Linked DNA regions of Homo sapiens: region 2 is linked to region 1. A link is a loop called in an ENCODE intact Hi-C map of the cell type or tissue named here. Cell type or tissue: MCF 10A. All regions are shown on one strand. Each heading gives the region's core, and the rest is flanking DNA. Links, peaks and the distances in the headings are about the cores only. Region 1 has its middle 33 kb from the start of MIR548AP. Region 2 overlaps AGBL1 (AGBL carboxypeptidase 1).

Region 1 (16,619 bases), core at 4,053-12,052:
ATGAAATCCTGTTTTCGCAGCAACATGGATGGAACTGGAGGACATTATGTTAAATAAAATAAGCCAGGAACAGGAAGTTAAACACCACATGTTCTCATTCATATGGAAGCTAAAAACAGTTGCTCTCATAGAAGTAAAAAGTAAAACAGAAGATGCTAAAGGCTGGGAAGTATAGAGGGCAGGGAGGAATAGGGAGAGATTTGTTACAGGATACAAAATCACACCTAGATGAGGAGAATAAGTTGCAGTGTTCTATAGCACTGTAGGATGACCATAATTAACAATAAGATACTAGATATTAATAGTTTCGGGTAACTAGAAGGAGGATGTTGTACGTTCCCAACACAAAGAAGTGATAAGTGTTTGAGATGGTGAGTGTGCTAACTACCCTGATCACTATATATTATGTGTATTGCAGCTTCACTATCAACCTCATAATTATGTACAATTATTATGCCAATTTAAAATTTTTTTATTTTAAATTTTTTTTAATTTTAATGTTGAAAAAGAAGTTAGACAGCAGCCAGACCATGCAGGGCTGTGAAGGCATGGCAAGGAGTTTGGAAGCTATTCTGGGCATGGTGGGAAGCCATAGGAAGGTTTTGAGCAAAGGCATGGCCTCATCTGACTAACACTTTCAGAGCATCTCTCTGGCTGCTGCAGGGAGCGTACAGACCAGCGAGTCAAGGGAGGAGGTGGGGTGGCCGTTCAGGATTGCTGCAGGCGCAGGACAAGAATGAGTTCTCTGCCCGAGGTCTGATACCTTAGCTAGGTGTTCAAATTTAGCATCGTCAGTAATGGGACCACATGACATCATGTGCCGCCTGAAGTGATGTAACAGGAAGGATGCCAGATTGCCCTGGTAGTATTCTTGCCAAGATACTTAACCTGGATTAATAATCCAGAATCAGTAAGACAAATCCAGAGTGCTGGGCATTCTACAAAACACATGAACCGGACTGTTGAGAAATGTCAATGTCATAAAAGATCAAAAGCGGAGGAGGAGAGCTCTACAAAAAAGGTGACATGACAACTACATGAGGGTGTGATACTCAAATGGACTCTGTAGCAGGGGATTGAAAATTACTATAGGCCAGGCGAGGTGGCTCACACCTGTAATCCCAGCACTTTGGGAGGCCGCGGCAGTCGGATCATTGGAGGTCAGGAGTTCAAGAACAGCCTAGCTGACATGGTGAAACCCCATCTGTACTACAAATACAAAAAAATTAGCCAGGTGTGGTGGCACACGCCTGTAATCCCTGCTACTTGGGAGGTAGAGGCTGCAGTGAGCTGAGATCACACCACTGCACTCCAGCCTCTGCCACAGAGTGAGACTCCATCTCAAAGAAGGAAGGAAAGAAAGACAGAGAGAAAGAAAGGAAGGAAGGAAGGAAGGAAGGAAGGAAGGAATGAAGGAAGGAAGGAAGGGAAAGAAAGAAAATTATTGTAAAGAACATTGCTGGGACCGTTGGGGCAATTTAAATGTGATTATAAATTAAGTAATGTATCAATGTTAAGGTTCTTGGATATGGTGATGTTGTGGTTATATAAAGAAATGTCTTTATTCTTAGAAGACGTGTTGAATTATTGAGAGGTAAAGTGTCAGGGTGTCTGCAACTATCAAAGCTTTCATCCAGAGGAAGAGAGAGAAAGATGAAATAAATGTGGCTAAATGTGATAATTTGATGAATCCCAGTGAAGACCAAGAAGATGTTCATCTTCCAGCTTTTCTATAGGTTTGAAACTTTTCAGAGTGAAAAGTTGGGAGGATGGAAAAAGAAGTAAATAAATAAATGAATCAATTGAGTCAACAATTGAGATTCCTTTTCCCTAAGACCTTTATAAGCAGTTTGCTCACATTGATTCTGATGTGGACAGTTCTGGATGTAAAGGGGGCAGGCCTAGAATGAATGATCTTTCCTGGCGTCTTCCAGATTGCAGATGTACGTTTGGTTTGGTTTGGTTTGGTTTTTAATTTGGGAATTACAAAAGCAGCAGGGACCCTGTGCGAAGCTTGAGCGGCTGCTGCCATCTTGTGGATCTCAGCACTTCTGCAAAGTTGGAAACATATTCCAGGTCACTGCAGGCTAAGGAGCCCCCCTCCACAGCCTGGGAAGGAATGCCCTGGAGGTTAAAGGTGTAAGTACTTTTGTTAACTTCCTTCCAGAGTGAGTGACGATGCAGCCTACATCCTTCAGTGGGTTCTCTGGATGCACAGGGTCCTCCGCCTTTAAAGTCAGCAGGCCTGACAAAACTTGCATCGATTTCACTCTGCAAAATTCAGGCTAGGGAGCCATTGAGTGGGAATTTACTGACATTTGCACGCAATATTGACTTGTTGGCATTGTTTTCTTATTCATGAAGTCTCATAAAAATGATACTGGGCACTTCTGATACCAGCTTTTCAAACCTCTAATTGGTTCACAGACAAAGCTTTGAAAGCAGGTGTGGGAGGGTCACGATCAGAGACAGTGAGAAAGAGGAGGGAGTGGACTACCTTAGAAGGAGAGCGGGAGGAGGAGCCAGAAAAAAAACTAGCTTCTAGATTTTCTTTGCAGGCAGGGTGGATGTGGTAAGAAGCTCTGAGGACTTTCAGGCTAGGTGGACTTGGGTTTGCATTTCAGCACTGAGGTGCCACTTTCTGCTTGGGGCAGCTTAGACATCTCCTGGGGATTGTTATCTGAATGGTGGTGATAACACATAGGGGATTATGTTAAGGACTGAGGATGTTTTAAGGCAGCAGTTTTAAACTTGAGCAAGCCCCAGAATAATCTAAAGGGTTAAAACATAGATTTCTACCCCGACTCCTCCCCCAGAGTCTCTGATTCAGCAGGTCCCAGGTGGTCCCAAGCATCTGCATTTCTTTTTTTTTTTGAGACAGAGTCTGGCTGTGTTGCCCAGGCTGGAGTGCAATGGCAAGATCTCGGCTCACTGCAACCTCTGCCTCCCGTGTTCAAGCAATTCTCCTGCCTCAGCCTCCCAAGTAGCTAGGACTACCGGCACATGCCACCATGCCCAGCTAATTTTTGTATTCTTAGCAGAGATGGGGTTTTGCCATGTTGGCCAGGCTGGTCTTGAACTCCTGACCCCAAGTGATCCTCCCACCTCTGCATTTCTAATAAGTTCCCAGGCAGCGCTGATGCTGCAGGTCTGGTTACCATGCTTTGAGAACCATTGTTTTAAGGACTAAAATGGCATAAACATATGGTAAGCATGGGGTAGGTAGTCAACAATCAATCAGACCTCTGCCTGACACTTCCCAGGGCTCCTTCCAACACACCCCCTTTGAGTAGGCACAAGCATTTCTGAGACTGAGTATATCTCTACAAGACATGTCCTGGGTGTTTATCTTAGACATGAGATAAAGCAAAGTTCTCACAGTAGTGCAGGGAAAAGACCCACGTGGGCTTAGGCTGGGATTTCAGGCACTGAGTGGTGCGGCTCAGGCTTGGATGGGCACAGTTGCTTGGCCCCACCCTGTGCAGAGACGTTTGACTGAAAAAGACACAGGCCTTTTTTTTTTTTTTTAATTTTACTTTAAGTTCTGGGATACATGTGCAGAATGTGCAGGTTTGTTACATAGGTATACATGTGCCATGGTTGTTTGCTGTACCTATCACCCGTCATCTAGGTTTTAAGCCCCGTATGCATTAGGTATTTGTCCTAATGCTCTCCCTCTCCTTACTTCCAACTCCCTGACAGGCCCCAGAGTGTGATGTTCCCCTCCCTATGTCCATGTGTTCTCATTGTTCAACTCCCACTTATGAGTGAGAACATGCGGTGTTTGGTTTTCTGTTCCTGTTTTAGTTTGCTGAGAATGATGGCTTCCAGCTACATCCATTTCTCTGCAAAGGACATGAACTCATCCTTCTTTATGGCTGCATGGTATTCCATGGTGTATATGTGCCACATTTTCTTTATCCAGTCTATCATTGATGGGCATTTGGGTTGGTTCCAAGTCCTTGCTATTGTAAATCATGCTGCAATAAACACACGTCTGCATGTGAAGACACAGGTCTTATGATGGAATAAGACACTGGACACAGGTCTTATGATGGAATGACAATACCCTGAAGAAGCACCTGAGAAGGAGCCTGTCTTGCCCAAGTCTAAGGGCAGGGCTGGTTTGGCCTACACGATATCCATTTCCCCATCTCTGGGAATAACACCTCAATCTCCCTTTGGGGAGCCACTCTCCACCATCCCTGTCCGTGTGGTTCAAGTGGGGCCCCCTCCTCACTCCTGCCGCATGGGCTTGTGCCATTCACACCCAACACAGAAGTGCGTGGTCGACGGAGTAAGCAGGTCTGAAATCCAGCCGTTCTCTGCCAGCAAAGCATGTGCTGCTTAGCCCAGTGGAAGGGGCGCCCTTTTGTTACTCACCTACCCTAAACGGTCACCCCATCACCTCTCCAGGACCAAGGTCCATTCCATTCCTGACCACAGTAAGCAAAAGGATCACTAGCAAAAATCCCTGACACAGCAGACCACATCGATGGCAGCGCATGGGAAAGAGACCTGAAGGTTTAGTTATTTCACAAGCCCAGTGAGCCAACAGATTGATACAGCTATCAAAAAGCCAGAGGGAGACAAAAGTCTAGAGCTGTCTTCAACCGTATTTATGGAAGTCTAGCATTCAGATCAAAGCAAGTCACGAATCCGATGTGATTTACACCAATCAGGCCATAATAATTAATTTACATTCTTAATAACAAATTAGGTCTGTGAAAAAAACTAAAAGCGGACAATAATCAAAAGCAAACTCCAAATGTAGTTCAGGTGTAAATTCTGTGTGTTCTTTCAAGGTTTAATATAAAGGTTCTCAACCCTAATTGCACATTAGATTCAACTGGGGAGCTTTTAAAACTATTTGTGCTGGAGCACCCCCGCCCTCAAGACTCTGATTTAATTGGACTGCGGTGGGACCCAGGTAACAGTATTTTTTATTAAAGCTCCCCCGGTGATCATAATATGCAGCCAGAATGAAAACCACTGGTTTAATATTAAACATACTCTTTGGAAAATGTGAGCATTAGCTAAATAGTGCAAACGTCATCTAGACCAGCAGTTCCCAGCCCAGAACGATTGTCAGAAACACCTGAGATGGGTTTTTAAAATTCAGGTCCCTGGCCTGACCCTTAATCTACTCAATCAGCATCTTCTCTGATGAGGCCCAGAACTCAGCATATTTTTCAAGGACGCCTGCTCAATTTCAATCATCAGTCAGTGACCTACCATAAAGTTTCTCCACTGGGGGTGCATCTCAGCTCCACCTGGGCTCAACCCAGGCACACGGAATCAGTGTGGGGGCTGAGCATCAGTATTTTCGAATTTCTCCTGATTGTCCAGACTGGGGTGAGAACATGTTTCTCTTAGCTGAGCCACAGTCAGGGGGTGGCCAACAAAGAGAGAAGCCTGCTGCTTGTGGTCAAGCTCAACTCTTCTGCCTCCAGAGAGGATTTTGAACCCCAGCCTCCTCCTGTCCTTGCCCAGCATAGCAGTCTTGAATAAGCTGGATGAATGAACTATCTTTTCTCTTTTTTTTTTTTTTTTTTTTTGAGATGGAGTCTTGCTCTGTCACCCAGGCTAGAGTGCAGTGGCGCAATCTTGGCTCACCGCAACCTCCACCTCCCTGGTTCAAGCCATTCTCCTTCCTCAGCCTCCTGAGTAGCTGGGATTACTGGTACCCGCCACCATGCCTGGCTAATTTTTGTATTTTTAGTAGAGACAGGGTTTCACCATGCTGGCCAGGCTGGTCTTTAACTCTTGGCCTCAGGTGATCCTCCCGCCTCAGCCTCCCAAATTGCTGGAATTACAGGCGTGAGCCACTGTGCCCGGCCTTGAACAAATCTTTCACTTGCCATCCTTTGGTATGGATGTTGCCTTCAGCTGAATTGGCTAGGTTCAAGCTGACACCACTTCGGCTAACATGATGCTTTCCACTGATGGGCTTCACGTGCTCACAGGAGGATGTCCCCCGCCAATGGTTGCGGATCTCCTGGCACATCTGGAGAACATTTTATAAACAGCCAGGACTTTGGTGGTTGGGAGTTAAGTTTGAAGATGAAACTACTCTTAGATTTATGTTGTTAATAAAGTGAGCTTCTTTCTGTTCATATTGGGGAAAATGCTTAGACTTTCAGCAGTGTCTGGCATGGCCCAGCACTGTGCAAAAACTGTCCACCTAGAACACAAGGTCAGCAGAAGAACAAAAGGTTGAAGGTGGCCTGTGAGTGAGGGAGAGGCCGTAGACACAGGGCCCTCAGGGCTGTGGACTCCATGGGGTTTCAGTGCCCACCTGACCTGAAGTCTGCCCCATGAGTCTTAAAGAGGCCCTTGTGAGAGTCATCCGGCAGCCAATCTGACCCCTGAACTCAGCGCACAGGGCTGCCCACCTGGGGTCCCTGAATATATCATCCAATCCTGGGACGCGAGAGCCCCTCAGCCCCCTGACATGCACACCTTGATGACGATTCACTCAACAGGGGCAGCTCTGACCACACAGGTCTTACGACGGCATGACAATACCCTGAAAAGATCTGACACTGTGAATGCAAAGAGCCACGGAGCCTGATGCAGACCTGGGGTGGGACCATGAATCTACATTTCTAACACTCCAGGTGACGCCACAGTTGCCGTCCAGGGGCTACACTTTGAGTAATTAAATCCAACTCAGAAGGCATGAAATGATGACGTGACCAGCCACTCCCGTGAGTGACAGGAATGCAGGAAAAAGGCAAGGCGCTGCCAGCGTTCCCAAGGCACCCCACTCACTCTGCCTCCTTCCCTGCAGAGAGGTGACATTTCTGAGTAGGCAGTGAAACTTACAAGAAACAGCATATGGTTGGGCATGGTGGCTCACGCCCGTAATCCCAGCACTTTGGGAGGCCAAGGCAGGAGGATTACTTGAGGCCAGGAGTTCAAGATCAGCCTGGGAAACATAGCAAGACCTCATCTCTACCAAAAAAAAAAAAAGCAAAAAAAGTTTTAAAAAATTAGCTGGATGTGGTGGCAAGTGCCTGTATTCCCAGCTACTCAGGAGGCTGAGGTGGGAGGATTGCTTATGCCCAAGAGTTTGAGGCTATAGTGAGCCATGATTGTACCACTGCACTTCAGCCTGGGCCACAGAGTGAGACCCTGTCTCAAAAAAAATAAAAATAAAAAAATTTAAGGAAACGGCACAGAAGAAGATGTCCAGAGACTCACAGTCTAGTACTGATTCCTCCATTAGTAAGCTCTGTGACTCTAGGCAAATCCCTGTATCAAATGTACTGGCTGCTGCAACAGGCCCTGTAACACCTAATACAAACAGAGACCTGACAATGTTTGAAAATCACAAGTGGGTGCACAAATGTAAGGCCAAAGAACCACGATCAAAAGTTCAGAGGTCAAAGGGCAACATGCTGCCCCCAGCATCCTCACTCCTGTCTTCATCAGCCACTGCCCCGCAGGTCCCTTAGGGAGACAGGCACCATTAGTGATGCAGAGAAGTTCCCAGCAGGCTTCTCCTAGAGCCGCACTGTGTTCATAGCCAGTGAGCCCCATCAACCTGGTCATCCCTGAGGCAAGAGGCTTTAGAAAAGGACATCAGATCCCTCTTGGGCCTTAAATTCCTAGCTGCTGTGTTTGACTATTCTTTTCATCCTTCAGCCCCTAAGGAGGTTATGGGGAAAGTATGTACTCTTCAAATGTTGTGGGCAATGAGGTAAATATTAATGTTAGTACGTCTCCATTTGATAAGGAAACAGCAGGATGAGGAATCGGGTTGGGGAGTGGATCAGAACGACAGGGCCTTTGGGAATATAGTCCTGCAGTGAGTTTAGAGATGGTATATGGCTATACCCTGAAATTCCTAGGCACAGAGTGGCTCTGAGTCTCACTTATGGTTTCTACATCCCTACCCCCTGCACCCATCACACTATCATCCGCCAACACACACTGAGACCCTTAGATCTAATTCTAAGTTAACTGCTGTTTGGGGGTGCAAGGGTAGCTAGCAGAGATGATCATGAGTCAAAGAAAAATAAAAAATAAAAACACATTCCTTCTCTCCAGGAATTTAAAACTAAATATAGACATTAATTATAGTATAAACAAAAACTGCAATAAAAGTCAGGATAAGCCAAATGTCAAGCAAGATTTTCAGATGTGAAGTGCTAAGAAGTTCTATAAGGAAAAAAACCCTTGGCTCAGGCGTTTCTGACATGTGGCTGCAACACAGGGCAAAGAAGGAAAATAGGAATCATAGCCATTGTGGCAGCTGCAATTGGTTGAAGGCTCACCATGCCCTGCAGAATGGCACTAAGGGTTTGGGCCACACCCGAGGAGGCCGCAGGAGGAGTTGGGCAATGCTGCCCCCTAGAGGTCAGCTGAGAATGTCACTGAACACTGGAGACTTAAACCCCGGGCGCCGCCGACCGTGGTGTGCTCAGAGTCCGGATGCTCTGTGGAAAAAGACATGAGCCTGTCTCACCTTGAGGTGAGACCTGGGGGTTCAGACCTGTTCAGATCTTCTGCTGGGTTCGGAGGAAAGGACTCGGCCACGAGGGACGTGTGCACGCGCGCGCAGACACACGCACACTCACACACACACATGCACACACACACACACACACACACCACTGCTGGGAGCTCCCTGGGTAAGAGCTGTCGGTAAGTAATGCAAGCTCTTTATCCACCTGCTGTGAGCACAGCCTGCAGGAAGGGGAAGCAGGACAGCAGCCCAGGGTGTGACCCACAGGTTCAGCAGACAGAGGGCAAGTGTATCAATTCACTCTCCTGAAACGAGAGGGCTACTGTTACTAACTTCAGTCTTTCAAATGAGAAAAAATGATCATCAGAAATACTGGTTCCCGACCAGGAGCGGTGGCTCACGCCTGTAATCCCAGCATTTTAGAAAAAAAAGAAAGAGAAAAGAGAAGAGAAGAGAAATACTGTTTCCCTGGGCCAGGTGTGGTTTCTCACTTTGGGAGTCCGAGGCAGGCGAATCCCCTGAGATCAGGAGTTTGAGACCATCCTAGCCAACATGGAGAAACCCTGACTCTACTAAAAATACCAAAAAATAGCTGGGTGTGGTGGTGCACACCTGTAACCCCAGCTACTCAGGAGGCTGAGACATGAGAATCACTTGAACCCAGGAGGCAGAGGTTGCAGTGAGCCAAGGTCATGCCACTGCACTCCAGCCTGGGTGACAGAGGGAGACTCTCTAAAAAAAAAAAGAAGAAGAAGAAGAAAGATAAAAGAAAGATAAAATGGCCACTAGTTTATTTTCTTCATTTTCACTTCATTAACAAATAATAACATATATGTATGGAGTACATTGTGATGTTTTGAAATATGTATACATTGTGGAATGATCAAATCAGGCCAATTAACATATTCAGGATCACTAATTTAATTAGTGGCAAACCCAAGCAGTGGCTCTAGTTCTTCCCAGGGTAGAGTGGGAACTGTCAGAACTAACATTCAGGAATGAATCTTAATGGGGAAAATAAATTTTAACTATCAGAATTCTAATGAGAAAACAAGCATGGCTTAAATATGCCTGAGGTTTGAGTGTGTAGTAATCTAGAGTCAAATTACCTTGATGCAGATGAACTCAGGGCATCCTAAAAATTGCAGACCCAAGATGTACAGGGAAGTCCCAGTGCAAAACAGCTCCCAACCCTCTGCCCTGTCTCTACATTTATCTCCTTTTTTTTGCTTGTTTGTTTGTTTTTTTGAGGTGGAGTTTCACTTTTGTCACACAGGCTGCAGTGCAGTGGCGCGATCTTGGCTCACTGCAAACTCCACCTCCCAGTTTCAAGCGATTCTCCTGCCTCAGCCTTCCAAACAGCTGGGATTACAGGTGCCCACTGCCACACCCAGCTAAATTTTGTATTTTTAGTAGAGATGGGGTTTCACCACGTTGGCCAAGCTGGTCTCAAACTCCTGACCTCACGCGATCCACCTGCCTCAGCCTCCCAAAGTTCTGGGATTACAGGCGTGAGCCACCATGCCTAGACTTCTACATTTATTTCTGTGTGCTGCCTCTGCTGTGTCAGAAGTTAAGTGGCTAAAGAAACAGTTAAATTCTTACCTTAGAACAAGGAAGGAGAGAAGCCTTCCCTGACAACCAAATAAATATAAAATGATCTCTCCCTTTCCTAATGACAATAAGTTAAATTTTTTTTAAAGTTTGGGGGTTAATTTGAATATGCAAACTTTCTAGGGATGTGGAAAGAATAGTCAAAATGTCTACTTGTTAATATTTCATTTATTCACTGATGTGTGAACTGTTCTGCAGTAACATAATTTGAATTTTTTACATCATGTATTATTACAAGTGCCCATGTCCATCTGCCATTCATGACTTCTTTTATAGCCACTTACATGTGGGGTTGATGGTGTCTTTCTTGGTTCCCAGCTTCCTAACTGGAAGAAATGTAAGGTATAAGGGTAAAAAAGGCAAGACCCAGGATAGATTCATGCAATTTGCCAAAATTATTTGTTTCTATTTTTCTTAATTTTTCAGAATCAAGAATTTGAAAAAAAATTACACCATCAACATTGTATTAGTCCGTTCTCACAGTGGTATAAAGAAATACCTGAGACTGGGTAATTTATAAAGAAAAGAGGTTAAATTGGCTCACAGTGCTGCAGGCTGTACAGGAAGCATAGCAGCTTCTGCTTCTGGGGAAGCCTCAGAAAACTTTCTTTCTTTTTTTTTTTTTTTTAAATGTGAAAATTAGCATTTATTTAAAGGATATCTAAATATGGAAAATACACTATATAGACTGAAGGAGACAAAGACATTGTTAATGGTTAAACAATGTCCTCTCCATTCCAACCTAACTTCGGTCTACTGAGCAAGTAGAAGACTGTGAGAAATAAAACAATTACAGAAAATTAAGACATTTCTTTTTGTCACCTCAGTGACAGTGTGTAAATTTCCAAACCAATTCCACACAATTGCACTAAAATATAAATACTAACTTATCCTTTCAATGGATACTTTTTTCTTTGAGTTCCTCCAACAGAGTCCCTTTCCTTGTAAGTTTTGAAAAGGTTGTCAACATTCCTTCATCACAATTCAGCAAAACACTAGCTGCTATGTCATGCTCGGGTATCAACAGCGGAACTTCTTTGCACTCTCCCTCCTTCTCTCTTCTGAATAACAGGAAGGGTAAGAGTCAGCAGCACACATTGGATTTAGAACTGAAAGTATCTTTGGTTCCCTGCTAAGACTTAACTATCTCCTAGGAACCACATCATCTTTTCTTTTTTTTTTTTTTTTTACTTCAATCATGGCGGAAGGCAAAGGAGGAGAGAGCGTGAGTTGTCTCACATGGTAGGAGCAGAAGCAAGAGAGGAAAGAGGGAGGTGCTACATACTTTTAAATGACCAGATCTCGTGAGAATTCACTCATTATCATGACAACAGCATCTGAAGAATGATGCTAAACCATTCATGAGAAATCTGCCCCCATGATCCAATCACCTCCCACCAGGCCCCACCTCCAACACTGAGGATTACTATCCGACATGAGATTTCAGCAGGGACACAGATCTAAACCATATCAAGCATTATATATAATTTTAGAGATGCCAGGTTTCAACAATTGTTGGGAAAATTTTGTATTTCAATAATCTTGTTTCTGGAGAAATGTTTTTATTTTCAATTATCTCATCACTTTAAAATAATAAAATCGGCCGGGCACAGTGGCTCACACCTGTAATCCCGGCACTTTGGGAGACTGAGGCGGGTGGATCACCTGAAGTCAGGAGTTCGAGACCAGCCTGGCCAACATGGTGAAACTCCATCTCTACTAAAAATGCAAAAATTAGCTGGGCATGGTGGCGCATGCCTGTAGTCCCAGCTACTGGGGAGGCTAAGGCAGGAGAATTGCTTGAACCTGGGAGGCAGAGGTTGTAGTGAGTCAAGATCATCCCATTGCACTCCAGCCTGGGTGACAACAGCGAAACTCTGTCTCAAAAATAAATAAATAAAATAAAATCTTGGCCAGGCACGATGGCTCATGCTGTAATCCCAACACTTCGGGAGGCCGAGGCGGGCAGATTACCTGAGGTCAGGAGTTCGAGACCAGCCTCACCAACATGGTGAAACCCCATCTCTATTAAATACAAAAAATTAGCCAGGTGTGGTGTTGCATGCCTGTAATCCGAGTTAAGGCAGAAGAATCGCTCAAACTCGGGAGGCGGAGGTTGCGGTGAGCCGAGATCGCGCCACTGCACTCCAGCCTGGGCAAAAAGAGCGAAACTCCATCTCAAAAAAAAAAAAAAGAACTAGATGTATGGGCATTTGTAATATTTTCCATCATCACATCCCTAGAACATCCATAGTTCAAGCAACCCCAGCTCCCTGCAGGCTGAGCTCCTGCAGTAATATCCTGCACAAAAGCAAATCCAGCCTGCAGCCCAGCCCCAGGATCCCTGCTTGCCTCGGAGCCCTGCTTCCTAACCTCATGCATTAGAGAACATTAGAGTCCAAGCGGCAAGGTGGTTTGTTACTGCATTGGGAGGAGTGATTTCTCCTCTCTCGTTCCTTATTGCCGTGCTCAGTATGATAATATTTCCTTGATTTTCTCTCTATCTCTTTGACAGTTGCATATCAATGGTCCCTTCTGCACAGAGCAGACTTTTCTGAACACTCAAAAACTCCTTCATACACACAAACACACACACACACACCCCAGAGGACAAGGCCAATTCTGCCCATAAATTTGTCAACTTGTTGCCGTAGAGACAGACTCCGGGTACCCCAAATGTGGATCATCAGTGCCACCTAGTGGAACATTGATTATCCTGCATCCTCCAAATCCCAAGACTTCGGATGGGAGACAATGGTTAGGTTTTTTGTTCGTTTTGCTTTTTTGTTTTGTTTTTGGTAGCTATCTGGAGCTCTCTTTCAATGTTCTAGGGATCTGCCCACCAGAATCTACTTCAACCAACTTCCTCCAGGCTGGTTCCTTCCCACCCGCAAAAATAGATCACATAGGGCACTGGCAGCCCATCTCACGTTCGGGACGCTTGGCTTCACTACCTCATGCTTACTTCTTTTTTTTTTTTTTTTTTTTTTTTTTTGGCGGGGGGCTCTGTCGCCCAGGCTGGAGTGTAGTGGCGCGATCTCGGCTCACTGCAAGCTCCGCCTCCCGGGTTCAAGCCATTCTCCTGCCTCAGCTTCCCGAGTAGCTGGGACTACAGGCGCCCGCCATCACGCCCAGCTAATTTTTTGTATTTTTAATAGAGACGGGGTTTCACCGTGTTAGCCAGGATGGTCTCGATCTCCTGACCTCGTGATCCGGCCGCTTCGGCCTCCCAAAGTGCTGGGATTACAGGCGTGAGCCACCGCGCCCAGCCACCTCATGCTTACTTCAAAAAAACGCCGGAATGGCTAGGTCCCTTGATTGTCACATATAACAACAAAGACAAACCAACACCTGATCCATGGGAGAGTAAGATTCCTGAGGATTAAAAATAAATGAAGTCCTCCTTTATCATTTTATTCATTTGTCTGGCCTGTGTGGCTTCTATGGCTTCTAGCTCACACATTTGAGTGTGCAACAAGTCAATTTTCTTTATTTTCTTTTTTTCTTTTTTTTTTTTTTTCTTTTTTTTTGAGATGGAGTATCGCTCTTGTTGCCCAGGCTGGAGTGCAATGGTGCAGTCTTGGCTCACTGCAACCTCCGCCTCCCAGGTTCAAATGATTCTCCTGCCTCAGCCTCCCAAGTAGGTGGGATTACAGGTGCCCGCCATCACGCCCAACTAATTTTTTATTTTTAGTAGAGATGGGGTTTCACTATGTTGGCCAGGCTGGTCTGGCACTCCTGACCTCAGGTGATCCACTCACCTCAGCCTTCCAAAGTGCTGGGATTACAGGCGTGAGCTACCGCGCCCGGCCCAATTTTCTTTATTTTCTATACAGAGCTTACCCATTGCACTGGGTAGCAGAAGCTAATATCAATAAATGCAGGGTCTCCCACCCTCACTTTATCCAAGTTCCAGAGGACATAGAGGGTGTTGAGTCTGGGCAGGGTGGGTCGGGAGCATCTTATCCTCAGAGTGTTATCAATCCACACTCCATCCACTAACAAGGCCCCCTCCCTACTCATTTCAAGCCATGACCCTGGGGAAGAGCGCTGCTAGGTCCACCTGGTCGAGCCCTGGAGTGTCTGCAGGCCAAAGCCACCCCCTGCTGCTCTGCCCTGCCAACCTTCTTGAACAATGGCTGCCAGGTGGTGCCAGTGAAAGAGGGAGACCCTTGGTGAATATTTCCAATTATAATCTGTCAACCAAGATTTATCACACTTAGGGGCATGACCACACTTTGGGGCTTGTGGTACATAAAAATGAGAATGCAAACTCCTTTCTTACAATCAGAGACTCCTTGGGAGACAAACTAGTCAACCAAATACAGAAATCTTCCCAGCAATTGTTTCAAGGGAGGCACAGGCCCACAAGCCCTTCATCGAAACACTCGGGCCAGATGAGTTTGGGGATTCTGAATTTGTCGGATTTTAGGAACTATCTAGGATGTCACCCATAATCTATCACATCCATATTTCTGCAGCAAAATGTACCAGCAGTAAAGTGAAATAAAGACAGGCAACAGCCTCATGCTGGCTCAGGCAGGATTTGCCACCAAATGAGTTTTAGCACCAAAAAGAAAAAACTTTCAGTTTTCACAACTTTTTGGAGTTCAGAATTACAGATAAGTGTTTGCAGACCTGTATGTACAATGCAGAGAAGGGACCTGTCAGTTGGCCCAAAGACGTCAGGAGGCTTCAGAGAGGAGGTCGTGTTTGAGCTGAGATCTGACAGTGAGAGCTGGTGGGGAGACCAAGCACAGGAATCAGGTGAGAACTAGCAGAGTATGAGGGTGGGGGCAGCCTCCCCTAATTCGTTGTGCTTGGAACTATTAAGCCAGACTCTTCACTCTTGTTGGCATTCCCAAGTTGGCCTCAAAACCACCCTGTTGCAGGAAGCCTGCTGGAAGCCTTCTCTGACTACCCACCCTCTCCTATGTATATTGCATTGACATTCCAAAAAAGTCCTGTGGGTTTTCTTTCAGGCCACTACAGATATAAAATTCCTTGAGTACAGGTACAAAAACAGACACATAACACATATTCAGTGGAACAGAATAGAGAACCCAGAAATAAAACTGTGCACCTTCTTTCAAAAGAAGACATACATGTGGCCAATAATCATAGGAAAAAAAGCTCAACATCACTGATCATTAAAGAAATGCAAATCAAAACCACAATGAGATGCCATCTCACACCAGTCAGAATGGGTATTATTAAAAAGTCAAAAAATAACAGGTGCTGGTGAGATTGTGGAGAAAAAGGAATGCTTATCCATTGTTGGTGGGAGTGTAAATTTGTTCAGCCATTGTGGAAGACAGTGTGACGGCTCCTCAAAGACCTAAAGACAGAAATACCACTGGACCCAGAAATCCCATTACTGGGTATATACCCAAAAGAATATAAATAATTCTATTATAAAAATAAATAAAATGTGGTACATATACACTATGGAATGCGACGTAGCCATAAAAAAAGAACAAGATCATGTCCTTTGCAGGGACCTGGATGGAGCTGGAGGCCATTATCCTCAGCCAACTAACACAGGAACAGAAAACCAAACACTGCATGTTCTCACTTATAAAATGGGAGCTAAATGAAGAAAACACATGGACACATAGAGGGGAACAACACACACTGGGGCCTTTCAGAGGGTGGAGGGTGGGAGGAGGGAGAAGATCAGGAAAAATAACTAATGGGTACTAGGTTTAATATCTGGGTGATGAAATAATCTGTACAACAAACCCCCATGACATAAGTTTACCTATGCAACGAACCTGCACTTGTACCTCTGAACTTAAAATAAAAGTAAAAATAAATAAATAAATAAATAAATAAATGCAGACTATGGCTGGGCTCGGTGGCTCACGCCTGTAATCCCATCACTTTGGGAGGCCAAGGCAGGTGGATCACAAGGTCAGGAGTTCGAGACCAGCCTGGCCAACATAGTGAAACCCCGTCTCTACTAAAAATACAAAAACTTAGCCGGGCGTGGTGGTGGGTGCCTGTGATCCCAGCTACTCTGGAGGCTGAGGCAGAAGAATCACTTGAACCCGGGAGGCGGAGCTTACAGTGAGCCGAGATCATGCCATTGCACTCCAGCCTGGGTGACAGTGAGAGACTCCATCTCAAATAAATAAATAAATAAATGCAAAATAAAAAAGCTAAATGAGAAGATATAAATAAATAAATAAAATAGAATTCCTTCAGTACAAACAGGACCTTCCCTCTGTTGTATCTTTCCTACTCTATACTTATCCCTATTTGAGGATTCTCAATAGCAGCCATTCCCTTCCCCATACAACCATAACCACCTCAGCACCTGACAGTAACAACAGCAACACGTTCTTAGAGTTTCTTGTCTTGGGGGAATGAGGGTGACATTAGTCCTGGGGGAGAAAAGGAAGGGGGGAAATCTCTAGGGGTTGTGTGCACTCACTTGTGTGTTTCATCTCCTTACCCCCGACTCACAGAACAAAGAGACAGAATCTTTTTCTGTACGTTAATTCTTGAATCAGTGGAGTTTCCAATGCAG
Region 2 (16,619 bases), core at 4,889-12,888, 900 kb before region 1:
GGATCAATATTCTTTATCATTGTCTAGAAATAGGTTCATTAGAGTAGAGATTAATCAAGTGATTTCTGTATAATCTACATTCACCCAGCTCAAAGGTGGCCCAAATTAACATGAAAATTCATTTTAATGTTCACGCCCAAGATGTTTAAAAATTTCGTAGTTATAAAATAAGTTGGACATGTTGTTTCCTAATAACTTTAGCATCTGAGGCAAAGTGGGCTTAAGAAATTTACATTAGAAAGGGAAGTCTTTGCAGAGTTGATAATCAAATCTATAACACTATTATTAATATTCTTGTAGATCATAAACAACGCCTTTATTATACTTTTACCCTACAAATAACTTTAAAATGTAAGAGTATACAGGATTTATAATAGGCACCCATGTGCCCATCTTATAGATATAACCTATGTTAATATTTGATATATTTGTCTCAGATCCTTTTAAAATACATAAACACACTTCCATCCACCCACACAGAGCATTAGACACACTCAGTTAATTACTTTGGCCAATACCCCTATCATATTCCTATCTTGCCTTCCTAATAACCCCATCTGACAACAGCATGCTTCTATACTGTCATTGTTTTTAAACTTTCACTACATATCACTGTACCCATATACAGCTTACATTGTATCACCCGGTACTTAGCTGTACTGCTACATGTATTATCTTGCTTCTTTCTCCTTTATCTCCCCTGCCCTTCAATCCCTGGTTTGTTTCTGGAAGCGTGTATATTGTAAGGTTCAATGGTTCCAAGCAGTGGCAGCTGGACTTTCTAATCCAACCCACTTTCTCCTCAGAGAGATCAGAAAGGTAAAGCAACTTCTGTTTTTCCTTCTGTCTTTCCCCATTAGAAAAGTTCTTTCACTTCTACCCAACCTGTCTGTCTTCGCTTTCCCTACCCAATTATCTCAGGAAAATACTTGTCCCTCACTTCATTTCATTTTTCCATCCCACAATCCTATTCTATCTCTGTATCTCCAGATATTCACAATAGAATTCCTGTTCCATCACTTGGATGCAGTCTCTTTACAATAAGCTCAACTATTCCATAAATATTCCACAAGAAGGAACACCAAAGATAGGTGGAAAATCATGCACTGTTTGAGTTAGAATCAAAGAATTCCAAAGCTACAGTAAAACTCTGGTTTCACAGCTAAAGAAACCAATTGTAACTTGTCTGAAGTCACAGGTTCATCAGCAACAGTGCCAGGGCTAGGACACAGTCCTTCTGATTCCCATTTCCTATGATTGACAAGTGACAATAATCTTGGCCAATAAAGGTGAGAGCTGTGTTAGGCATTCAACTCCTTCAACATAAAAGGAACATCCTAGATTTAAAGTCAAATAATGACAAGCAATCGGGAACCACAATCTCTGAAGTCCTATAGCTCTCCCAGATATTCATAAAAGAATATCTGCCCCATCATCTATCTCCCCATCATCTTTAAATATGTGTTTTTTTCACTAAAGTGAGTATAATTTTTGTAATTTTTTTCCTAATTTGTTGAGAACAAATTATCAACATTTTCTACTGCAATTCATTGAGGATACAATATTCTCAGCCACTTTGTGAGTTAAATAGTTCTTTAGTGATACATCCTGAGAACCCACAAATAATCTAAAACATTTTCTCTATTGGAAAATATTTGAGAGATTGCCTACATGAGCCATCTTCTGAGTGTCCATGTGCATAAGTCATAAATCTTACAGTCAATACATATCTATAGTATTATTGTTATAGTTTTTGTTGTTGTTGTCATCCTTGTGGTCAGTGGAGACTAGGTAAAGGAGTGTGATTTGGAACAAAAATGCACTTACAGTAATGCAACTCCAAACATCACGTGATCAGCAACTGCTCACATCTTCTGCTATTCAACCTAGCTTTTCATTTACACAAAATTAAGCAACCTGAATTGTGTGTGATAGACATTGGACTCTATTTTAGCACAGTGCTATGGTGTTTTCCCTTCTCTGTTTCTGTCTCTACCCACCCGAGGCAAAGCAATATTTTCTCTTCTCTCTTCACTTCCACACTTCTCTTGGAGGTGGCCTCTTTACAACACACTCAACTATCCCACAAATATTCCACAAGGAGGAACACCAAGGATAGGTAGAAAATAATGCATTCTTTGAGTTGGAATCAAAGAATTCAGAAGCTACAGTAAAGCCCTCTGTTTTCAGAGATAAAGAAACCAAATGTAACTTCTCTAAAGTCACAGGGTTTATCAGCACTAGCACCAGGGCTAGGATACAGTCCTTCTGACCCCCATTTCCTATGCCTTCTCCATGGATTGGCTCCTTTGTAGAGTGGTTGAGAGCCTACCAGTCAGGGCTTCTTCCCTCAGAGCTTTATAGTAAGGAGTAATAAATTCCTGAGCCACAAAGAAAACTCCATGATTAATTTTTCACCTTCTCTTAAGCTTTCCAAAACTGCTGCCTCAAAGTCTATTGGGATATTAACATGACTCTTTACTATTTCACATTTGGATTCAACTTGTTAGGACGCTCATCTTTTGCAGGGGGCAGGGGGTATTTTTTATTTTTTTAAGTTCTGGGGTACATGTGCAGGATGTGGAGGTTTGTTACATAGGTAAACATGTGCCATGGTGGTTTACTGCACCTGTCAACCTGTCACCTAGGTATTAAGCCCAGCATGAATTAGCTCTTTTCCCTAATGCTCTCCTCCCACCAACCTCCCCCAACAGGCCCCACTGTGTGATGTTCCCCTCCTTGTGTCTATGTGTTCTCATTGTTCAGCTCCCACTTATAAGTTAGAATATGCAGTGTTTGGTTTTCTGTTCCTGTGTTAGTTTGCTGAGGATAATGGCTTCCAGCTTCATCCATGTCCCTGCAAATGACATAATCTCATTCCTTTTTATGGCTGCATAGTATTCCATGGTGTATATGTGCCACATTAACTCAAGATGGATTAAAGACTTAAACGTAAAACCCAAAACTATAAAAACCCTAGAAGAAAATCTAGGCAATACCATTCAGTACATAGGCATGGGCAAAGATTTTATGATGAAATTGCCAAAACCAATTGCAACAAAAGCAAAAATTGACAAATGTGATGTTATTAAACTAAAGCGCTTCTGCACAGCAAAAAAAGCTATCATCAGAGCAAAAACACAACCTACAGAGAATGGGAGAGAAATATTGCAATCTATCCATTTGACAAAGGTCTAATAACCAGAATCTACAAGGAACTTAAGCAAATTTACAATTAAAACACGAAACAACCCCATTAAAAAGTGCACAAATGATTATGAACAGACACTCCTCTTTTTTATATGCCAAATTTCATTGCAGTTGAGATATCAGGGAGACCAGAGTCAGATCAGCTTCTTCTGCTTCTAACTGAATGGAAGCAAATTTACCACAGAGCTGATGAAGATTCAGCTACAGTGACCCTCCCTTTCACATGCCCTTTCTGTATCCCTGTACCTACATTTGTATTCCCGCATTTTTCATACAGGCTATTCAAGTAACTTTCAGGACCTACAGAACTTAGATCTGCCTTGTCTCAGCTGCATGAATTCAGAAACACAATCACTAGCACTAGGTTTTTCACCAGTAAAATTAAATCCTTACTTTGGAGTGCAGTGGTGCAAATTAGCCATTTTTTGTATATGTCAGGTTTCTTGTTAGAGTCAGTGCTTGGCATACAGTAAGTTCTCAATGAACTTGTTATTGTATTCCTGACCTTCTAGTCTTGCCTGGAAAACAGTATATGAAAGCTAAGAGTGTCTAAGATCCATGATCAAAATTAATTCCGGAAGTAATCAGAGGCAAAAACCTGGGGTACTTGTCTAAGGAAGAGGCTCCTAAAATCCCTTTGTGTACATGTATTAGCATCAACAAGTATATTCTTGGAGAAGGCAAGGCTAGAATACTGTTTCCCTCTATGAATTGCTGAACAGATCTGTCTGTCTACACATCGCTATTGGATTAACCCTTTTAAGGGTGCTTACCAATGCATTTAGACCATGAACCAGTTCAGTTTTACTGAACTGTCCACTTCACTTTTTTGTAGACCTTACAGAAACTTAAGTTGTGGCTTTTCCTCTCTAGGGTGGGACAGAGGGCAGTTTAGGAAGACACAATTAATTTCCCAAAGTTGGTACTCCTCCAAGAACCAGCCAACGTCCTCACTTTCCTTATCTGTCAGGAAGTTATGATAATGAAGAAAAGAAAGAGCTGTCTTTCACACTGCCAAAGGAAAGAAATCTAGGTGGGAACCAAGTTATTTCTTTTTGCAGAGGGGAAAACAGGAGGCAACAGTTTCTTTACCTCTTGTGGCAGCAGCTGGCTGGCCAAGTTATCGATCATTTGGTTTTTACATAGGTCCATTTACATTCACAGGAGCAGGAAGCAAGCAGCAAAGACATCTCTCTGTTGTGTTTTTCCGTAATGCACCTCCATCCCTCACCCCTTCTGTGGTTTTTCTCTGCATTTAGAAAGTCATTGAGAAATGTTAATGGTCTAGGGGAATCTAGGGATTGGGGAATGACGAATGGGCAAGTAGGAGAATGCGGGTGTGGAGCTAATGATTTCCTACAAGTGATGATTAAACATCATTCCTCCATCTCTCAGCACCTAATTCTCCCCAAGGCTGATTTATGGAAGACACCCTAACGTACAGTTCCTGCAGTTTTATTAGCCAGGAACAATTTAGTCATGAGGTAGTCTGCCCCTGCTTCTCATTTTCTCCCAGCCCGGGAAGAAAGAAATGATAAAATGCAAAGAACAACCAGGGCCTCATTCTCTTAATACTAAAAAGACAAACTAGCATAATGCAAAGGCCACTAAAGAGGTAGTTGATCATCAGTGGGATAAAATTTATGATGGCAAAATCATTACTTCATAGAAGTCATTACCTTGTCCCAGACATAGGGGAAGGTTCCTACAGTTCCTATAAATGGAAGCCTGCTGCTGCTGTTTCAGTAAGTCTAAAAATAACCACACACCTCATTTTTCCAAATGTCAGAATGCCTGCCTTTACTCTGCTCTAGGAAAGGTGATAAGGTTACCATAAGTACCAGAAATAATGTGGGAGTGTTTGTGATTTTTAAAAATGATTACAATAAATGTTTCTATTGTTGCCAAAGAGAATTAGAATCACGTGAAGATCATCGAGAAGAATGTAGAGTCATCATCTTGTTTTCTTTCCTTAAAACAATCTACTTGCATGTTTCCTGTCAAAGATTTTAATGTTCTTCCATATTCTGTATCCAGATTCTCAATGAATGTCTAGATGTCATCTCAAATCATGACTTTCTAACAATGGCTACCTCACCAAATGTTACAAAGGGAAACTAGTTGTGTGATTTGGGGAGGAAAGCCAAAGCAAGTCAATTAACATTGATTAATTCTTAAATAACTTGATAATGTATTAATCTCTTAATTATATAAGAACATTTGGGGGCACTTCCTTGATGCCCAGCACTATGCTATGCACTTTGCCTAGCTTACCTTGTTTAAGCCTTTTCAACTTTATGAGGAAGTTTCCGTTATTACTTCTATTATACAAGTGAGAAAACAGACTAAGAGGGCAACTAAATATTTTGCACCAAATCACATGCCTATTAAGCAGAATTTTATCTAAAAAAGTCTCATGCTAGAACTCGGACTTATAACCACTATACTACTCTAATTCCCTAAATGCTTTCTCTGTTAACATTTACTTTCTACTGGCCAACTGTCTTTAAAAAGCATAAATTAATCCCATATTATTTTGGATCTCTGAACTAAACATGAATCCTGCAAGATTTTGTATTAAATACAGAGTTCGGAACTGATGGGAATACGAAGAGATCCATATTAAGAAGATACAATTTAAACTCCTTTGATTCAAAGAAATCTATATCAAGTATAATCATGCTCTCTACTCTCATGAGGTATAAGTTTAAATTCTTTTCTTTTTTTTTTCTTTTTTTTTTTTTTTTTTGACAGGGTGTCTGTCATCCAGGCTGGAGTGCCATGGTGCAATCTCCACTTACTGCAACCTCTGCCTCCCAGGCTCAAACAATCCTCCCACCTCAGCCTCCTGAGTAGCTGGGACTCCAGGCATGTACCACCATGCCCAGTTAATTTTTGTATTTTTTTGTAGAGACAGGGTTTTTTCATGTTGCCCAGGCTAGTCTCAAACTCCTGTGCTCAGGCAATCAGCTCACCTCGGCCTCCCAAAGTGCTGGGATTTTGGGTACGAGCCACCACAACTGGCCAGGTATCAGTTTAAATTCTAACAAAAGTGAGTCCTCGGCACCTGGATCAGAACAATTCAGATGGCAATTTAGTCACCCATAATATAATCCAGAGCATTCATTCAAACTTTCAACAGATGCTTATCGAGCACCTAAGTCCCAGTTACTTAGACCACAATGGTTTGCAAAAGCAGACTTGGCCTCTATTATTATGAGGTTTATCATCCAGTGAATGAAATAGATATTAATCAATTAATTACAATATAAATAACAATTTGCATGGTATGATACATGGTACTACGGAACACATATAATAGCCCAAACTACTCTAGGGGCTAGAAAATACTTCCTTGAGGAAGTCACCATCAATTAAGATAATGAGTAGATTATGAACCAGAAAGCTGTTAAGAAGTTTTCAGGCAGAAACTATGCAAAGACCTTGTAGAAGGAAGGAGCTTGGAGTGTTTAGGAAATGAAAGGAAGGCCATTGGAGATGGAGCACAAGAAACAAATAGTCTTATGGTATCACATGTGGCAGGGGAAGGCACAGGAGAGTGGACATGGTGGGCTTTGAATGCTATAGTATAGTTTCCAGATTTTACCATAGGAGAATTGGGAAGCCATGGGGATCATTGACTTGGACTCAGAAAAAATATGTAAAATGAAAAGAACTTCAAAGGCCCTGATAATTGATTGTCTTGAGATCCCCTCCATGCTTTAAATAAAGAGGAGGAATTGCTATTCTCTTTGTTAGAGATGGAGCCACAACAAACTCTACAAAGTGGAATAAAATGTATCTAGAATCACTTGTCTTACATTTTAAAATCAGAATCATTCAGAGAATCTGGGTTTTCTTGTTCTACTATGGTTAAAGAATAAAGAGCCAGCCACGGCAGGAGCACTCATAGTTCAAGGCTAGAAACTACAAATCCGCTTAGAGAGGCATAATGGGCCAGCAAAGAGGACCAGCGGGAGGAAAGAAAGGAAATTCCTAGGAACTAAAAGAACGTGGCCAAGACAACTTTCCGGAATGGAGAAAATGACAAAAAAGGGTGGAGAGACAAGACCATTTGTCATTTAAACATATCCATTTTCTTTTCTGTTTTCCAAGAACACTCCAGAGCTATGTGAATCTTGGACAAGTCACTTAACCCCACTGAGCCTTGGTTTTTCCCTCTGTAAAATCAGAGTTAATAAATCCTTCCCAATAGTGCCATTGAGAAGATCAAAAGAAATGGCAACAGAAAGTACTTTTCACTTTAGCATTTGCTCAGTAAAAATTAGGTCACTCCTCTAGTTCACAGGAGGACATTAAAGTTGATAGCTAAGAAAGTGATCCATTTCCCCAAGTGTGACAAGTAGAATACAGTGCTACCCACTCATCCTACCTGTAGCAGTGCTGTGAGGTTAAAATGAGAGAATGTAGAGAAACCTTTGACACACTCTGGCTGCTCAGATTCAGCAGTAATAGCAACATCAAGGTTACTCACTTGCCGCTAGAAATAGCAAGAAGGACCACGCTTTTTCTATGTATCTTCAGAAGTCAGCATCTAATGTTAATCATGAATAAACTTGTCTAGACATTCAGAGATGATAGGAATTTATAAATACTCAGAAAATCGTATACTGTTTTTAGTTGTAAATTCTCAGCCTAATGAACAATTTTCAAAAGCCAATATATGACAGTCTCTGGGGATCTGGGGATCTGTAGGTAAGTAATTAGTTACAAGCGGAATGAGTAGAGGATGGGGAGAAAAAAAAAAAAAAGACATGTTTATTGGATTCAAATTTGGTCAACACAACCAAACTACAGCCAGAGGGAGCTATTTGAACTGTCAATATTCTTCCTTAAAAACCTTAAGTGTCTTCCAATTATCCTATTGACAAACTCTAAGCTACTTACCATTATTTATAAGACAAGCTCTGTCTATTTTTTCCCTCTCAACAACTTTTGACTTCAATCTACAATTCGATCGGCCATACTGAACTTCACTCCCATGATGCTCCAGGTTTTACAAATGCTGCACCCTCTACTTCACACAGTGGGTCCTGGTTATAGACGCTCCACCCCAGACCCTCCTTCTCTCACCCTCAGAACTCCTCATCTTCATTTAGGAATCAGCTACTATGGGAAATCTTCCCCAGTTCCCTTATTCTAGGTTAAATTCTTTCCACACCTGCCCAGGCAACTCTGCCCTTCCCTTCTTAAAACACCCATGGCATGGAAGGGCAGCATCTCTGTCCTCTTCTTCACCTCTTACTTAGTCAGGAGCCAACAGGCAGGGCCTGTGTCTATCTTATGAACTGATGAGTCCCCAATCCCCAGCACATGGTAGTTCCTTTAGAAAGTTCATGCATGAATAAATGGACTCTAGAAAAGGGATTTGAAGATTACATAGCAAACTTCACTTGGAATCTGAAATTTTTCTGAGAAAATGGCTGTGTAGTCTTTTTCTTTTTTTGGTGGGGGCGGGGGCACTACTGGAATTTCATGGGGACTTATCTTTTTCTGTGAGCTGTTTTTGCATATTTCAAGATATTTGTTTGGCCTGGCTCCTGGCATCAAATGCTAATATTACCCATTCTTCCCTCTGGTCAGTATGACAACCTATAATTGACCCTACTATATTTCTGCATGCCCCTTGGGGAATTTGCTAACCTCAACTGAGAACCAAAAGAAGAGCATCCAAGCCATCTGGGCTCTTGGCTAAACAGCATGGGGAAATTCCAGCCTCTAGCCATCTTTTTTCATTGTCACTTTAATGGATATCTTTTAGGAACCAGCTCTTGGGGAAACAAATCCAGCTGTGCACAATCTGACTGATTGCCCTGGTAGAGTCTCCTCCCCAACACTACCTCATCCTTCCTTCTTAAGGGTGAAGCAAGATGTCCTGTGCTAGAGAGAAGTCAGGTAACAATAGTGCAAGGCTGCCTTGTCTAATAGGAAAGAATAGCTGGGAAGAACTAAAATGAAAGCACTCACTGTCTACTCTCAACAACCATGCAGTCAGGCAGGAAAGTACATGAAGGAACAGAGGCACAGGACAAGAACTCAACACATTCACAAAAGTAAGATAGAGCGGCAAGTGAGCATAGAAGTATACAGAGGGTTGTCAATCAGGGAAGAATCCTTGGAAGAGGGGGACTTTGAGGTCAACCTAAAATGAACGGTACGTTATATCTGAAAAACAGAAAAGACTCAGGAAATGGCAGTGGTGTCCATTGCTCCTTGAAGAAGATGGGCAACTTCTTGTTCCTGGCATTTTAACTTTAGCTGTGCTTTTCACCCACCACTCTAAACCTAACACAGAAAGCTTGCCTTCTCAGGACTCTGGGTGTTCCTGGTCTGTCCGCTACTCAGCTGTAATAATAACTCAAACTTCAAATGAAGTATAGAATAGAATTTCCACACTTTCCATTCTATACTGTAGAGTGTTTTCATTTTAATTTTGAGCAGGGATGGGTTGAACCAGCAGCCAAAAACATTAGGTCATCCACCCTACTTTTATTTGCCTTCCTGTTTTTTGCTCCCTCCTTTCCTTTTTCCTTTTGGTCTTTTCCATAGAGCAGACACAAGTATGAAAGTAGTATGAAAGTCCGTCACATTGTGGAAATATTTTCTCCATCTGGTCTTTCTCAGACATATATATGGATGATGCAATTTCCCATGCCATCATTTTGCAATGAAAGGTTTCTGATAAATCTCAAGTCCCACATCATATACCCCCTCCTTCTCTCCAGTTAGTAAGGCTCCAAATGTGATACGGGGAAGAAAATGAAATCGAAAGCAAAGGATGGATATGAGAGAGAAGGGATAAGGGGAGAGGAATGGGGATGAGCTACAATTGCCAGGTAAAGGACAGATTGGGTTTTCTCTTGAGCCTGGCAATGCATGCAAGCTAAAAGGTCAGTGCCTCTGAACAGGGAACACAAAAAGATAAAAGGATGGGAATAAAGAAACCACTTTATGCAGGGATATTAGTGCCATAAGCAACAATAAAGCTGCACAGCCACAATTGAACACCGGAGTGGAAGATGTCACTGAGGAGAGGCCAGGCTGATGCTTTCAGGACACGAGGAGCACTTACTCACTTGGGGTGGGTATACACATCAAAGCCCTGCAGGAATCTCTGTCAGGGATTAATGGGATCAGGAGCCCTTTGGACTCATGGACAGACACAAAAGAGTTGACATGTGTACTCTCTTCTTGCCAAGAACCCCAACCATGCACAACTCTCAATCCTTAAAAAATCCAGAGGAAAATAAACAAAACCCAGACATCAGAACCTACCTGGTGACAGAACCATTAATCAATCAATATTGTTTGATTGTTGCTTAAATTCCTTGGTACCCTTGAGTTCCAAAAATCAAGTTGCTCATGGCACCTGCCCTCAAGAATTTTATAATCTAGCTGGGCAAGCAAGATATATCTGCATGAAAAGACAAACACAAGTACTAATTAAGGCTATGCTTCCACAAACTTGGAGTAAGCACGAATCCCTTTTAAATATGAATATTCCCTTAAATTTGTTGATAATTTTAAAATAATAGTGTTTAAATCTGCACAAACATAAAATATATTATAGTTAGAGCTCTTCTACTAATAAAATTTGAATTAACCATTCTAATTTAGTATGATGGATGCTGTTGTTTGGTTGAAGCCAAGTCTTTGACTCAAGTTTCCTGATTTAGGTTTCTTTTCTGTGGAACAATTGTCACAGCATATGATGAGTAAGATTCTCAACATGCTTAGGACATAGGAGGTATGGAAGTACAGTGGCCCTACTCTCAAGTCACTGATGCCTAGCTCTAGAGAGCAAGTGGAACCTGAAAAGACACTGGGATAGAGGGAGACCTGCATCTAAGCAAGGGAGACAGACTTGTGATTCACATGTTCAGTGTTCTGACATTCAGAGTTTAACCTGGACAAGTGTTTGTAGGTGAGATAAAGGGGCATCTCTCCCCTCACTCTTCAGACCTAGACATGATTGACAGTTAGAAAGACAGCCTTGAGGCCAGGCGCAGTGGCTTACGCCTGTACTCCCAGCACTTTGGGAGGCCAAGGTGGGTGGATCACCTGAGATCAGAAGTTCAAGACAAGCCTGGCCAATATGGTGAAACCCCGTCTCTACTAAAAATACAAAAATTAGCCGGGTGTGGTGGTGGGTGTCTGTAATCCTAGCAACTCAGCAAGCTAAGGCAAGAGAATTGCTTGAATCCGGGAGGCAAAAGTTGCAGTGAGTCAAGATCATGCCACTGCACTCCAGCCTGGGCGACAGAGTAAGACTCTGTCTCAAAAAAAAAAAAAAAAAAGAAAAAGAAAAAGAAAGAAAGCCTTGATTCCTGCCCCAGGTTACTCTTGTGTGTCCCTAAGCAAGTTTACTGAAAATGAAGCTCCTTGAAGCAGACATAAAAACGTACCTGGTGCCTCATCATTGGTCAGAGTCCTTGGCTAACACAGCAAGAATGGAGATTGAGCCAGAAAAACCATGGATCTGACACCACCCAGGGCCAGATTGAGACCACATAATATAATCATACACATATTATCTATATAACATAGAGACACAGTCTCTACATGCGTTTGTCTCTGTTTTTAACAGATTTAGATAGAAGGGTAACAAATTTACAGAACAAAGTGATTTTAAAAGAAAAGAGTTGTCAAGGAGGAGAAAATAGGACAGCGTCTTATAAACAGTGCCTTGTTTTTAGAAGGACTGAAGAAAGGGCGGGAGCAAGGAAAGATAAATTGACTGGTTATTCTGTACCAAGGAAATTTTGTATGTGAAAATTGCAATATTCTGGTCCATTAATTTAGCAATTAATGTCCCTCATCTAATCAAGGGTCCTTGATTTTTGGTTCAGAAAATGCATTTACTAAATAAATAGCTACTCCTTTTATAAGCAACAAAAAACAAAAAGGTTTGGTCACAGAGAGTTTGGTTTCCTCTCTTAACAACTTTTTCTCCCAGAATATGGCTTCAAAGGTATCTATTCTTTGGAGGTGGGAGAAGGCTGTCATCCTTAATGTCAGTCTGAAAAATATAGATAACAGTAAAAAGAGTACAGGGAGCCTTCCTGCCCAGCCTCTGGCCCCTGGCAATGGGGTAGAGCCTGGAGCAGAAACAGGGCTGAGTTCCTGTGCTCCTGCATTCTCCCTAAAGCATGGATCTGGGAAGGTGATGACAGACATGGAAGAATCTGCCTGCATCTCCTATCACCACATCACTAGACTCAAACTCATTACCTCAGGAAGAACCTAGAAATCCCTTTTGTACCAGATAAAAGATGAATGGCTTTGTCTTTAAAATCTGGATGGATTAAGACACATTTCAGAAACACATCTGTTTTGCTTCAGGACCCAGCACATCACAAACCCACAGGCTACAAATGCTAGTTCCAATGAGACTGAAAAGATGGATACACAGAAAATCAGAAAGATTGGAATATATCAGTTGGGAGGGACAGAGCTGTGAGCTGATGGAGTAACTGCTGCACAGTGTGAGGGCTTCATTTAGCCTTTTGGTCTCCATCCTGGCATCACGGCACACAAACAGATAAGTAGAGGTTCTAGAATGTCCACCTGTGGTACATTAACTCCTGCTAAGATGGGCCATTGGGAGGGGTGTGTGATTTACAGAATGACATAAGGTGAAAGCTAATTTATTCCATATAGAGAACAAATTGAACCAAGGTAATAAAGTGCTCCCTACTAAAGATCATTCCAGAACAACTTAGATTGAGGGTGGTTTGTAAATAGAATATGAAGCCTTTAATGACAGATGAACATCTCTAAAATTCTGGGACCTGTGATTAAAACATGTTTTTTTCCCTAAAAGGGCTTTACCATTGTCTGTGCAAACCTGTGTGTATTTAGGATGTGCTAATAATAAACCTTTTCATTTCTAACTGATCTTAAGGTAGCATCTTAAGAAATACACATATCAGTAAGCAGACCAAAAATATGCAACCTCACTTTAAAAACATTTAAATAAGATATGTAATACAGTTTTCATCTATAAGATGGTCATTGAACATTGCTCAGGAGGCTGCAAGAAATGAATCTACTCCTACACTGATCAATGTGACTTGGAGGGTAATTTAGCAATATCTAACAATATATAAAATGCTCTGTTGATAGTTTCTTTTTCTGTGCAGAAGCTCCTTAGTTTATTTAGATCCCATTTGTCAGTTTTTGCTTTTGTTGACATTGCTTTTGGCATCTTAGTCATGAAATCTTTGCCCATGCCTACATCCTGAATGGTATGGCCTAGGTTGTCTTCCAGAGTTGTTATTGTTTGGGGTTTTATGTTTAAGTCTTTAATCTGTCTTGAGTTAATTTTGTATATGCTGTAAGAAATGGGTTTAGTTTCAACCTTCTGCATATGACTCAGAGTGGCTATTATTAAAAAGTCAAAAAATAACAGATGCTGGCAAGGTTGTGAAGAAAAAGGAACACTTACACACTGTTGGTAGGACTGTAAATTAGTTCAGCCATTGTGGAAGACAGTGTGGTGATTCCTCAAAGACCTAAAGACATAAATACCATTCGACCCAGCAATCCCATTACTGAATATATGTCATTCTATTATAAAGATACATGCATATTTATGTTCACTGCAGCACTATTCACAATAGTGAAGACATGGAATCAACCTACATTCCTACTGACAATAGACTGTATTTAAAAAATGTGGTACACATACACCATGGAATGCTATGCAGCCACAAAAAAGAATGAGATCATGTCCTTTACAGGGACATGGATGGAACTGGAAGCCATTATCCTCGGCAAACTAATGCAGGAACAGAGAACCAAATATCACATGTCCTTGCTTATAAGTAGGAGCTAAATGATGAGAACACATGAACATATAGGGGAACAACACACACGCTGGGGCCTATCAGAGGGTGGAAGGCGGGAAGAGGCAAAGGACGAGAAAAAATAACTAAGAGGTACTAGGCTTAATACCTGGGCAATTAAATAATCTGTACAACAAATGCCCATGACACAATTACCTACACAACAAACCTGCACTTGTACCCCTGAAGTTTAAAAAAATTAAAAAATAAAAAATAAAATGATCACATATCATTCTTATAAGCAATCCCATTGCTTAATACCTAATTTACAGTTACACTAGAAGGAAAATGCCAATGAATGTTCCTGCCAGGATTGTTTTTCAAAGCAAAAACAAACAACTACAATTGCTTGTTAAATAACTGATGATCTAGCCATAAGACAAAAGATTACACAGCTATTAAAAAGAAAAAGGGAGTTCGGTGTTATTGTTATACAGAAATTACCAGGTTCTATTTTTCGCTGAAAAATAAAATGTCAATTACCCTGATTTGATCATTACACATTGTATACAGGTATTGAAATACCAATCTGTACCCCATAAATATGTAAAATTACTATGTGTTAATTTTTAAATCTTATACTTAATAATTAAAAATAAAAAAGTACAAAACAACATTGTTGAATGACTCCTTTTGGTATTAATAATAATTACATATATATACACACATGCACACACACAGTTATTTGACTAGAAAACTTTTCTGCAGGGAATCCTGAGTATTAAAAATTATTGCCTCTAGCAGTACAAGGAGGAGCTGGTACCATTCCTTCTGAAATTATTCCAATTAATAGAAAAAGAGGGAATCCTCCCTAACTCATTTTATGAGGCCAGCATCATCCTGATACCAAAGCCTGGCAGAGACACAACAAAAAAAGAGAATTTTAGACCAATATCCCTGATGAATATCGTTGCAAAAATCCTCAATAAAATACTGGCAAACGGAATCCAGCAGCACATCAAAAAGCTTATCCACCATGATCAAGTGGGCTTCATCCCTGGGATGCAAGGCTGGTTCAACATACGCAAATCAATAAAAGTAATCCAGCATATAAACAGAACCAAAGACAAAAACCACATGATTATCTCAACAGATGCAGAAAAGGCCTTTGACAAAATTCAACAGCACTTCATGCTAAAAACTCTCAATAAATTAGGTATTGATGGATGTATCTCAAAATAATAAGAGCTATTTATGACAAACCCACAGCCAATATCAAACTGAATGGGCAAAAACTGGAAGCATTCCCTTTGTAAACTGGCACAAGACAGGGATGCCCTCTCTCACCACTCCTATTCAACATAGTGTTGGAAGTTCTGGCCAGGGCAATTAGGCAGGAGAAGGAAATAAAGGGTATTCAATTAGGAAAAGAGGAAGTCAAATTGCCCCTGTTTGCAGATGACATGATTATATATCTAGAAAACCCCATTGTCTCAGCCCAAAATCTCCTTAAGCTGATAAGCAACTTCAGCAAAGTCTCAGGATACAAAATCAATGTGCAAAACTCACCAGCATTCTTATACGCCAATAATAGACAAACAGAGAGCAAAATCATGAGTGACCTCCCATTCACAACTGCTTCAAAGAGAATACAATACTTAGGAATCCAACTTCCAAGGGATGTGAAGGACCTCTTCAAGGAGAACTACAAATCACTGCTCAACGAAATAAAAGAGGACACAAACAAATGGAAGAACATTCCATGCTCATTGATAGGAAGAATCAATATCGTGAAAATGGCCATATTGCCCAAGGTAATTTATAAATTCAATCCCATCCCCATCAAGCTACCAATGACTTTCTTCACAGAATTGGAAAAAACTACTTCAAAGTTCATATGGAACCAAAAAAGAGCCCACATTGCCAAGACAATCCTAAGCAAAAAGAACAAAGCTGGAGGCACCATGCTACCTGACTTCAAACTATACTACAAGGCTACAGTAACCAAAAGAGCATGGAACTGGTACCAAAACAGAGATATAGACCAATGGAACAGAACAGAGCCCTCAGGAATAATACCACACATCTACAACCATCTGATCTTTGACATACCTGACAAAAACAAGATATGGGGAAAGGATTCCCTATTTAATAAATGGTGCTGGGAAAACTGACTAGCCATATGTAGAAAGCTGAAACTGGATACTTCCTTACACCTTATACAAAAATTAATTCAAGATGGATTAAAGACTTAAATGTTAGACCTAAAACCATAAAAACCCTAGAAGAAAACCTAGGCATTACCATTCAGGACATAGGCATGGGCAAGGACTTCATCTCTAAAACACCAAAAGCAATGGCAAAAAAAAAAAAAAAAAAAAAAAAAAAAAAAAAAAAGCCAAAATTGACAAATGGGATCTAATTCAACTAAAGAGCTTCTGCACAACAAAAGAAACTACCATCAGAGTGAACTGGCAACCTACAGAATGGGAGAAAAGTTTTGCAATCTACTCATCTGACAAAGGGCTAATATATCCAGAATCCACAAAGAACTGAAACAAATTTACAAGAAAAAAACAAACAACCCCATCAAAAAGTGGG

Evidence for each region. A loop is a pair of places that touch in the nucleus more often than their neighbours do. Peaks named below come from ENCODE experiments on the same cell type or tissue, not always from the same donor. Only the 100,000 strongest peaks of a DNase experiment are listed, where the experiment ranks them.
Region 2: a loop joins it to region 1, with 12 times the contacts of the local background. A loop is called at or near these places in 19 of 110 quality-filtered maps.

The regions. Positions count from the first base shown.
Region 1 is chr15:85,850,699-85,867,317 of GRCh38, reverse strand. No RefSeq gene overlaps it. Among named protein-coding and RNA genes, the nearest start is that of MIR548AP, 33 kb to the right of the region's middle. RefSeq lists an enhancer at 8,406-8,465. In MCF 10A, for the core only: a CTCF peak has its summit at 8,347 (motif pointing left); a DNase peak (open chromatin) is centred at 8,347.
Region 2 is chr15:86,748,307-86,764,925 of GRCh38, reverse strand. The region is part of intron 22 of AGBL1 (AGBL carboxypeptidase 1); the gene reads right to left. Among named protein-coding and RNA genes, the nearest start is that of AGBL1-AS1, 440 kb to the right of the region's middle. In MCF 10A, for the core only: a CTCF peak has its summit at 8,072; no DNase peak of the experiment used is centred there.